Regions from separate parts of the Mus musculus genome. Here region 1 is linked to region 2. A link is a contact called in ENCODE Hi-C or POLR2A ChIA-PET data. All regions are on one chromosome and are shown on one strand. The core of a region is the stretch at or near the end of the contact, and the rest is flanking DNA. Distances in the headings are between cores, read along the strand shown. Region 1 overlaps Arid5b (AT rich interactive domain 5B (MRF1-like)). Region 2 has its middle 62 kb from the start of Gm51770.

Region 1 (5,820 bases), core at 2,923-5,422, 38 kb before region 2:
AGACAGCACATGTCTCATGAGAAGAAAAAGTACCCAGCCCTAGGAAGGGATTGTGAATAAGATCAGTTCCAATCCCGTTACAGCAGAAGGTCCATAGCAGAGGCTTGGTCAACTATCTTAGAGGAAAGATCTTTAGTGATGGAAAGTAAATGATTGTGTGTGTGTGTGTGTGTGTGTGTGTGTGTGTGTACACGCAGCACAAATGCATGCATGTGCACATGCATGTGTGTTAAGCATTTTCTAAAGATTAGACATGTAACAGGTGGTTTCCATGTTGAAAGGAGCATAGAAAGGCAAAGTATGCTACGCTGGGTGTCCTCTTATGTCACATCCTTTTGTGGTAAGCGTGTTGCAATGGTGATGCTTGCATTAGTTTTCAGTACCATTCATCTCATTCGTCCTCCAAACTGGGAGTGATCATTCTTGTTTTCCCAAGAAGCTGAGGGTTTCATCTCAAGTTGTTGACCATGTCTGGATTAGAAGTACAGCCTGTTTGTTACTGGTTCAGCCCGGCTGGCTTGCCCTGCTGATGGAGAGAGTGGTTATAACTCAGTTGTGTAGACGAATGTGATTAGTGTCAAATAGGTATGCAGCTTCGTTGAGAACATGAAACATTGCTTCTCTAATTAGCATGCTGTCAGTCACTCTGAAAATCCCAGTGCTCTTGGTGAGTTCAGCAGGTGTGTATGGCTCAGGTCAGGAACCTAACTGCCACCATTAAAAGGTCATACTCTCTCAAGGTCAACATGAGCACTAGATGCTATTTCCATTTTAATACTTGAATTATAATAATTAAGTAGACTAAAATACTGGGAATGTTTTTTGAGTAAATTGGGTGACACACACACACACACACACACACACACACACACACAAAAAACTTGACTGAGTCTTACGGGGAACAGAAAGCTCGCTTGTACTGAGAAACATATCAAGCTAGCCTGAGATGCAAGCCACCACCCACTTGTTACCATCTTGCTGAGCATCCTTCATCCTGTTAGAGGATCCCCTAGGATACAGGATGGAGTTCAGCAGGTGGCAGCATGGTCTTACTTGAAGCCTTTGTCATTAACAGAGAGGGTTGGTTAGCTACTTCAGCACCCCCCCACCTCGCTTCCACCCCAAAGGTTTTCTTTCCATTTCCAGGATTTCTCTTCTTGAACACACAAGCAGAGGGTGGCACATCTGTCTATCTGCAAAACTCATAGTCCCCTAATGGAGATGGCTCTGTTCTAATAACAGTGATAGTCAACATGTTATCACTGCAAACTTACGCCTCGGCCTGTTTTATACCCAGCGTTTAGCCTTTCTTCCCTGAGCACAGTTGAGGCTTGAAAGCAGTTGAAAGCAGTTAGACCTGAGCTCCAGACTTAGGTGTTGTGAATGAGGCAGCTCACAGGCACCGCATCAAGATCTCCAGCCTCAGTGAGCTTCAGTCTTTTTCTCCTATAACATGGGTCTAGTCAGTCACCTTTTGTAGTTCCTGTAGATGGCCTAGCATGGGTGAAGCATATAAGGTTGCATCGTTCATTGAAGGCAATCACGGGTATAGGGTTCTTTCTCTTCATTGGCTGGGTACCCAGTAGAAGCAAAGAAGCCCTTTAGATTTGTCAACCACCTGGTTTTGGTTTTTGTGTGACTTGATAAATCACATTTCTCAGTCAGTAGAAGATGCTGTGATGCCTGTATTACATATACCTATGACCAACCGTATTTCTCAGCCATAGATGTTGTCATACCTGCAAATAAGATGTGAATCTTTTAACTTGAAACTTTGTTTTGACTACCGGATTTCACATTTTTATTAAGTCCACCTTACACACTTAAACACATGTATTCCTGCTGCTTGTGCCTCAGTTTCTACATTCTTTGGACAGCAATGACCTACCTCATGACAGGCATGCACATAAAATTTAGGGAGATAGCCCAGGTGTTTAAAATGCTTGTCCTGTAAGTATGAAGACCTCAGTTCAATCTAGAGAATGCATGTTAACAAAGCTGACATGGTTGCACATGCTTATAACCCCAGTGCTGGGTAGGTGGAGAGAGACAAGCGGTTCCTTGGACCTTGCTGGCAAGCCTGCTGATGTAACCTAGTCTGCAAGGGTGGCCAATGAGAGACTGAAACAACACTTGGGTGCTCTACAACAGCACTTGGGTACCAATGTAAACCACCAAGGCGATACGGATGAAAACTAGGATGCTTAGATGATTTCCGATGCCAATAAACTATGGTGTGCATAAGTTTAGGCTTATCAACCTAGTACTTGGCAGGGAATATTGGTGATGGTGTAAAAAAGTCAGAGGCTCTCTTTCTTCCTGCGATGTCACAGAGGGCAAACTTTTGAGGACATTGTCAGTAAAAAAATGTTATGTGGAAAAAATGTCTTTACCCTACTTCCTCAGCCCCTTAGAAATTACGAGTCATCTCTGGCGACCCCGCTGAGGTGCCCAGACAGTGTTATTCTTGTGAGACCAGTCTGAAGCAATGAAAGCAGTGTGCTTGTCTGAGAGAATGAGCAGTAACAAATCCCTCTTAGAGGGGATGTGTTTCCCCCTCCAATAAATAAACAGAAACCTTCTCATGTGCTTAGAGCTCAGAAGGATCTGTGGAGGCTGACAAATTGGAAAGAGAGAACGGTGTAGAATCTGTGGGACATTTTTATTCCCAACGTTTCCCGGCCCTTACCCTCTTCCTGCCCGATGTCAGCCAGGAGATGTAAAGAATATTGGAATGTACACACTCCCTGTGGGGGCATTTGAACTCCAAGGCTGACCCTTTGTACTTCCCCCTTTTACAATTAAAATAACTCAGCAACTTAGCGTTATATTTAACAACCATCAAAGGCCGCTGTACAACATGGCTGCGAGCAGGGAACATTAGGTTAGCCAAACACCAAAGCCTGCCTGTGGGGTAGAAGGAAGAACCATGAAGTATATGCCTCCCTTTATGTCTTAGTTGGGGGGGGGGGGGAAGAAGAGGGTTCCATTTGTTCTATTTGGGGTTTTAACTGTTCTCTACTCTTTCTTTTCTGGCAAGGAAACATGTCCTATCCCATTCTAAGCTGATGAAAAAGCCATCAAGTCATCATCAAAAAATCTGCTTTTTTAGTACACTGCTCAATGTTGTGTGCAGCCATCAACCACAGATAACACATGACAATGACCCAGCATGGAGAGCTCCTCCAGGTGTCTAGAAAGAGAAAGCGGATAAATGCATACAAAGAAATAAACCTCTCTCTTTTATATAAAATATACAGTATTGGGCTATTGTTATGGAAACCGGGTTTAATCAAGGAGCTTAATGGTGGTGCCCTTTGGGGGAATAAAATGTATCAAAGGGAAAATCAGCCTTCTTCCCAGATATTAACACTATTTTTTCTGGTTTGACATGAATGTACTGTGAAGAAGACAAAGGACCCTGGCACAACCTGGCCAACTGTGGCCCTCTGGACACCTGTTTGTCAATAAAGTTTTATTGACATTCATGTCACACCCTTGCTAGACTTGAGTACTTGCATCAAGTCCACAGAGCACAAAAGCCTGCTATGTGCTCTTTTATAGAGCTTTGTTGCCATCGTCTAGAAGCATCCTCACTCAAGGGTGTCTTCTGTGGAAAGTGTCACTTACAGATGTCTTTTCAAGCCTTCCGAGACTTGATTTGATATACTGTTATTATTACTTTTTTTTCCAGGTGAAAGGAGAGGCCAGGTCAGCCTTGACCAAGCCGAAGAATAACCACAATAACTGTAAAAAAACCTCAAATGAAGAAAAGCCAAAGCTGTCTATTGGCGAAGAATGCAGGGCAGATGAACAAGCCTTCTTAGTGGCCCTGTATAAATACATGAAAGAAAGAAAAACGCCCATCGAGCGAATTCCCTACTTGGGTTTCAAACAGAGTAAGTATCCTTGCTTTTGTTTCTGAAAGATCAGAATTGCTAAGATTCTTTGAAATTGCAAGGCGGCGGGCGGGGGTTAGGGAGCGGGGAGTGGAAAAAATGTTGTTGTTGGGTTTTTTTTTCCTTTTCTTTTCTACTAGTGATTATGTTGAAATCCTAATCTAGGCAGGGTGTTTTCTGTTTATAGTAGATCCACAAATTGTCCAAGCCAAGAATTTTCTCCCTGCCTCTTTCCGCTGCATTGTTGCCTTCTGGGACAATTGCAGAGATATTTATAGGCAGAAGTCCGAGGACTGTGACTGGAAATAGACGTGCTGAAAGCTTCTTGTTTTCTGTTTTGTCAATCTGGAGTGTCTGCAACTCCTTTCTTATGAGATAATGATAATGATGATGATGTTGCCTTATCAGGCACAGATGTTGCCTGTTCAGAGACAACTTCTAAAAGAAAGATGTTTAAAAGTAGACCAAACAGCCATAAAGAGGGGGAAAAAATCCCTTTAGTTTTAAACCTGTTGTTTTCTTAAAGTCTGAATTCAAATCAAATATGAAATAAAAAGTTGAAGAGAAATCCCAGTTTGTAGCAACTTTGAGCTGGCTGTGCGTCTAGGTGTCTTCATGCATAGACAAGGAAACTCATAGCTTGTGCAAACTTCCATTGTAAATGAAAAAGAAAACCCAGATCTTGCCCCCCCCCCCTTGCACCCTGGAGTTCACAGCCAAGTATATTTTGCTATCTGGATTTCCTGGTGCACAAAGCTATGGGCTCCTCTGGCTTGAAATAGTATTTTCTCCAAATGCGTCTCCCTAGATTAAAGCCATGTGTCATTCTGATGAAGAGTCAAACCTGTATGTTTTACATAACAATTTACATAGCTAATAGCAGCTGGCACCGATTACAAGAGATCACTCGAAGTCATTATAAACTTATATAATGGCACATGATTACAATGTTTGTCTGAAAACTGGCTGCTCAAATAGAAGTAAAATCAATGTTCTATGAAGAGCTCTGTCCCGTTATCAGTGTTTCCGAGAACAAGGCCAAGGCAGGGCTCTTTTAGCCTTGACACAGTACAAGGTTCACTATGGCTTTGCAAGCATGTTGTGTCAGAGTCTTTTGACATTTTAATTCCCCATTTGGTTCAAATCCTGCACCAAAGGATTACTTGAAGTCCAATATTCTCACATTCCAAGGTATCTGGTACAAAACGAGCAACCAAAAATATCTCAATACTAGTTTGAGGCAAGCTTGTTTGGCAGCATAACCAGGCAAACCCTAAACTCCGGATTTTTTTTTTTTTTTTAAGTTACAGTGTTTCCTAACATCACACAGCTATCCAGGCCCAGTTAAGGAGTTAAGTGTGCTTATGACTCCATTTCTCTGTGAATGACTATCTCCCCTTACTGTGTGACTCAAGTCAGGCATGTGACCTGTCTGTTTTCTACTCTCACGTGCCAGCCACATGTTGGCAAAAATACAGCCAAGATCCTTTACTATGGCCTTGTTATCAAACAGTCTAAGAAGGTAATCATATAGTAAAGTGACTGTTTACTGATCACAGAGAAATCTTATCTGGAGGAAGTGTGACTGTCCTAGCAAGGCCTTCTCTCAGAGAACTGAGCAAGCCCCACACCCCTCTTCTGAATTCCCACACATTCCTCAAGGTTCTTCGAACATCTTCTCTTCCTCTGCAGATGATAAGACAGACAAGACTATGCTGTTTGTCCTTAAAGTCCAACAGGCACTCTAGTGTTGCAACTCTCTCTCAAGAAATACTTTTTAAGGGTTAAACATAGTAGATCCTATAATGTTGAACTCTCCTCGAGTGAATTATTTCCTAGAAATTTAGCTCTCTGGGGTGCAGACAATTGGGTTTTTGTTGTTGTTATTCTTGTTGATAGAGGTGATTGGGTTTTTTGTTAT
Region 2 (5,770 bases), core at 502-3,001:
GAGGCTCCCAGTGGAGCCTAAAAGTCTCACTGGAAAGAAGTCATTTACCCTTATAAGGTTAACAGCCCAAGGTGACCTCGTTCTGGGGGAGGAGTCTGATGACTAATGTGATACCTAAGAGGAAGTCACCACTGAACGGATAAGCGTGAGTTAGCTAGAGTGGACTGGGAGAGGGTAATTTAAGCATCAGAGAGCACATATTTAAAGGCCCCGAAGCAGGAATGAGTTGAATTTACAGTAATTGAACAGGGTCTGAGGGTGATAGCTTACAGGGCATGATTAACAGACAACAATGAATGAATGTGGTTAGGTGAGGTTAAAGTATGGTGGAGACCATCTAAGTAGGCCAGATTGAGCCTCTGGTCATTGTCCTGACCAAAAGAAGAGGTTTAAGCAGGGAGACCACCGAGTTAGGTTGTCCACACTGACATCATTCACAAAGAGCTGCCGAGTGGAGACAGGCAGAGTGCAGCCTAACATAGAAGTGGCAGACGTTTTGGGTGGTAGACTGGATGGCCACATCCCTGAGGGACTTGGAAGAAAGAGCACAGGGGTTGAAAATGCAGGAACTTGACGTCGGTATCAATAGCGTCCATTGGGTAGAGATGATAAAGATGTTGGGTCTTTCCCCGAAAGCCTGTGGGCTCGCCCCTGGCCCAACTCAACTTGCCAGCAGTCGAAATGAGGCATCCGTGACGCAGACCGACGGATTCCTTTCCTGAGGAGTCTCGGAGATAAGGCAGGAAGGGCAGGAATGGGGTCAGGGGAGGATTCCGGTGACAGTTGAGGCTTGAGGCCATATCACATCATCGGGATAGGCTTTGAGTAGACCGGAGAAATCAATTTGGAGGCAAGCATGCATGCCACTACAACAATGGACGTGTGGGACAGGGGCTTGGGGGGAGCATCCATTTAGATAAAAAGATAATCCAGGACCCCTTTTCTCATTAGAATAGACTCTCCAATGGACTACAAGGCCAGCAAGAGTCGTGACAACATAGCTGTGCTTCCCACCCTCTCCTCCCTGACTGCCATCCCTTTTCTAACGGGAAGGACCCTTAGCCCCATGGTCCTCTGACCATGACTTTGACCCACGTCTATCTCATCCTGTACTGTGGCTTGGTTGCATACAGCAGAAGGATATCTATCCCTCTGCACCACACTGAGCCTCTGTAGATGAGATTCAAGCACAACAGGAAACTTCATGATTTTTTTTTTTTTAAATCAGGTTTGCTTGGTAAATGTTGTCAGAACGGGACAATACCTTTGGTAAAGATTCACTTGGGGCACAAAAGCAATGAAAATACCTAATGATACATTCCAGGAAAACGGCCAAAGAGAACAAATGTTTTACAGCTGATAGCGATCAGGGTCTGAGTGGTTATTTACAGTAAGCCTAAGTGGAGAGGAAGAGCTGGAAATGACCAGTGGTCAGGAGTGGGGTAAGAGAAGAGAGAGCCATAAGGTTGATCTACAAAAATATAAATAAATAAATAAATAAATAAATAAATAAATAGATAGATAGATAGATAGATAGATAGATAGATAGATAGATAGATAGATAGATAGATAAATGAATTGCATTAATTTGTGCTACATGGATTCAGAATTCCTGAATTCAAGGACCTCTGGGCAAGTTACCAGAATTAACATTGTGAAGCATCTGTTGAAATAGCAGACTATTTTTAATCATGTTTTTCCAGGGCCACAGGCATCCAGCCAGCTGCCTCGTGTATAGGTCAGAACCACAGGCATTCAGCCAGCCACCTCGTGGTCACTCAGGTCTCTTCTCAGAATCCCCACTGCATTCATTGTTACTGACTCGCTGTGGGATCCAACTGTCCAGTATAACTTCCCGGGGGTGGGGTGGTAGAAATGTTTATGGAAGTCTTTTCCAATATCATGTCTCACGGCCAGTGTGGTGACTGAGCCCCTAAAATGTGCCCACTGTGACAAGGGAACTGAGTGCTGAATTCTGTCCGTTACATTTGAGGAGCCACATGTAGCGGGATATCAAACGGGACAATGAAGATCTAGAAAAGCCAGATGGCCAATCTGTCTTTGGCTACACTAACTGCAGATATTCCGTGTCTCCCCAACACAGTAAAGCAATGACACTGTGCCTCTCCTTCCCCATCCCCCCCAAAAAAGAAAGAAGAAATTAATTCATGAATGGTGATGCTCTATTTCATTGTGGATTTACACACTGCAGGAGTTAAATTCTCACTTAAGGAGTAAGTCAGTCACTGAACAAGCAACCACTAGGAGGTGCTCACGGGTATGGCCTCTGGCTCCAGCCCGACTTTTTTGGTTAAATCTAATGATGGGAAGAATAAACTCAGTTTTCAGAAAGTCTGTAACGTGCTAGATACAGCCACATTCAAGTCACCCTACTTCATTCTATGGCAGCTTATCATTCACTGTAGAGCCGAGAGAACCGCCAACATGAGATAGATTGCCCGGTAGCAAGGCCCTCGGGGTGGGGCACAGCATCTTGTATAGTTAAGTCTACTGACAACCATGTTTTGGTGTTTTTTTCAAGCCTGGGCCTGTCACTTCACTGATGCAGTGACGACTGGAGTAATTAATGATCTGACCATGCACACTACCCGCACTGCTTAAAACGTTGCTTTGGTTTGGTTTGGTTTTGGATTGGGGGAGGGGCAGAGGTCTCCATTCATCATTAGCCCTCATAGAAATCCACGACATAAGTACGATACTTATTTCCACAAAAATGAAAAGTAAACAAATGGTAAACATGACATGTATCTGTACTTGACAACTGTGAAAAAACAAGGCATTATTGAGATCTTGCTAACCTGTCAGGATGAGACATGCGGCCCTGTCGTGGTGGCTAAGCCTTCATCCGGTCATTTTGTCTAGACTCTTCTCCATCATCCCCCTCTTCAGCCCTAAAATTCCCCAAACTGAATCCTCCCAAAACCTCCAGGTCTCAGCCTTTTAAGGCAATTTGAGAATTAATGAGACAAAAAAGAGGAAAAACAATACAAGGAGAGGTTCTCAATAAATAGTGTTAGCAAAGAAAACAGAGCCAACGGATGGTTTAATTTATTAGAATCAAGCTTAGAGAACTGGGATTTTTAAAACATATTTTTTTTCCTAAGGTGGGGAAAAAAACTAACAAAATGTTCTGAAGCCCATAGAATTAAAGATTTGCTTGGCACGCAAATATTTCCTGTCCAAAAAGCACCAGGTTTGTATAGTTTTAGAACCGTTTCAAAGAACTGAAGACTAGGAATGGGTAAAGCGTTCTTTATGAGTTCTCTGTCATCTTATTGCCAAGATGCAGAAAGCTTAGTAAGATCCCGGCTACAAAGGCAGATGTTTTCACAGGTATATACATTCAGACAGATGCACTCATGTTTACATAAATAGATGAAATTATATACACAAATTATTTATTCAAACTATATTAAAATAATATTAAACCGTGCCCAAGAAAAGCTTATTCCAGACATATCAGGATAGTAGGAACTAAATTTTTTACTAACAAAATAATATACAGAATAAAATCCCATCTGGAATAAAATTAGGTTGAGCCCATATGTCAAGCAATGGACAGATGAACTCTTAGTGGAATTTCTGGCTGAAAAGATTTTAAAGAAAACACTAGGATAAATTCCTAACTCTCCTAGGGGAAAAGGCACCCTAACCACTACTCAGGATTTCCATGCTGAACCGGCTTGCTCTATACAGTCTCCATTTGGAAAAGCAAATTCCAAGTGTTCATTTTATTGGGAAAATAAGTGCATGGGCCTTCACCCAAAGGCTTCATTTCATTTACAAAGCGCCTCTAGGGGATCACCAAGGAAGCAGGCAGAGGTGATAAGAAGTACAGACATAGAGCATTGCAACTGAATGAGTTTGGACAAATATATTCACCTACATAGACCCACCCCTCCAGGTCCCCAGGGGATTGTTTTTAGAACCTCCTCCACCCTAGGATGCTCAAACTGACAGATAATCAGGAGTCTAGTACAAACAGCTCAGTATTTGTAAATCACTACATATGCCCTCCTGCACACTTGAAATAATCACTAAGTGACTTTTTAAAATGTATTCATTTTTAACTCTGTGTATGTGTGTGTGAAGGGTGTTTACATGTGAGTGCCAGTACCCACGGAGGCCAGAGGAGGGCATCCGGTTCCCCTGGAGCTGGAGTCAGTCTTAGAATCTACCTGACCTGGGTGCTGGGAAGTAATCACAAGTGCTGTTCTTAATTGCTGAGCCATCTTGCCAGCCCATCTAGATTACTTATAATATCAAATATAACATAATGCTATGTAAAATTGCCATTTCTCCGTGTTGCTTAGGGAAAAAATACAAAATAATAACAATAACAACAACAATAATAATATAATCTTTTCATGTCTGGTAGAGGCTCATTGATTTTCTTTGCAAATACTTTAATCCCATTTGTTTAAACAGCACATCAATAAAAGTAAAACCAGATCTTTTTGGAATGCTTAGAAATGAAGAAACAAAGTGGGTAATATTTTGAATAATGTGATTACTCATCTGAAAAAAATGCAAAAGTATTTGCAGATACATTACTGTAAGGAACAGGAGGGCTCAGTACACTTGAGTAATTCAAGATTAAAATGTCTGTAATACTTTTAGCTGCCAACCACAGCTAAAGTGATATATTTTTTTTCCATTAAGGACAGCAATAAGACCAAAATGTTTCTATGAATTAAATCTAACAAAATGAGTTTGAAAGTAATTTGGCAAAATGGAGTGCAGATGTGTTTCATGAGTCTGGAATCTGAGAAAGAACACGTTTGGGTCCCCCTGAACCCTCACACTCCCAAGGAGTGTGTACGGATGTCAGTTGTAGTATGGCTTTCCACACAGCGGAACACAGACAGAGAATAACACAAAAACTTCTCAGTGCTCAGTGGAAAACTTAGAAGTGCAGTAACAGGCAATAGGCAAGTGTTTAAAATATCCAAGTAGCACTGTGAGAAACTGTCAAAAAGTTAGAGTGCAGTGAAAACAGATGCACTTCTAGAACACTCGCAGTGCCAGTAATAGTTCATAACACAGGGCTGAGTGAGCTTGCTATGAAAGCAAGAGGACCCAAGTCCAAATCCCCAGCACCTTTATAAGAAGACTGGCATGGCCACAAAAATGGCTGTAACCCAGTGGGTGAGGAGCAAACGAGCAAGGTTCAGTGAGAGACTCCATCTGGAAGAAATAATGTGGAGGGTGACAGAGGAAGACGCGCAAAATTGTCATCTGGCCTCTACATATGCATTATAGATGTATACATATACATAAGCACACGTGCATGTGCACACACACATACACACACAAACATTTAAAAAAGAGAGATTAAAAACAAAGTAGTAAGAGATGTGCTAATATACTGTCTATGGATATGTTTAAGGAAAATATAGAAACATAAATAGAAAGACATGGTAGTCTAAACCAAGAGGAAGGGAGGCAATTCTTGTAGAAGAGAAGGTGATGTATATACACATGGGTTTTTATACATCTAGATATAATTTATATACATATATGTACGTATGTACACATACATATATGAATATATATACATATATTCATATACACATATAGTCACATATATATTATATATATTTATGTATACACACATGCACGTGCACACACACACATATATCCACACAGTAACCGACATCTGTATACACTCCTCGGGAGTGTGATGGCTCAGAGGGACCCAAACATCTTCTTTCTCAGATTCCAGCCACATAAAACACATCTGCACTCC

Evidence for each region. Hi-C counts contacts between places; a loop is a spot of excess contacts on that map. ChIA-PET counts read pairs that join two places held with the same protein, here RNA polymerase II (POLR2A).
Region 1: a map of heart shows a loop between it and region 2 (5-fold over the local background). The contact joins two enhancer-like sites. A Hi-C loop is called at or near these places in 9 of 37 maps with a recorded cell type or tissue (adrenal gland, gastrocnemius, heart and 1 more). POLR2A ChIA-PET finds 5 or more read pairs at or near these places in 5 of 5 experiments (Patski and embryonic stem cell).

The regions. Positions count from the first base shown.
Region 1 is chr10:68,126,868-68,132,687 of GRCm38, reverse strand. It overlaps Arid5b (AT rich interactive domain 5B (MRF1-like)), which reads left to right. Exons shown (of 10, transcript NM_023598.2): 6 at 3,695-3,899. Among named protein-coding and RNA genes, the nearest start is that of Gm51770, 21 kb to the left of the region's middle. Within about 2 kb of position 4,172, at least 1 of the 3 ENCODE cell types and tissues checked has a DNase peak (open chromatin) inside an H3K27ac peak, as active enhancers do.
Region 2 is chr10:68,086,324-68,092,093 of GRCm38, reverse strand. No RefSeq gene overlaps it. Among named protein-coding and RNA genes, the nearest start is that of Gm51770, 62 kb to the left of the region's middle. Within about 2 kb of position 1,751, at least 1 of the 3 ENCODE cell types and tissues checked has a DNase peak (open chromatin) inside an H3K27ac peak, as active enhancers do.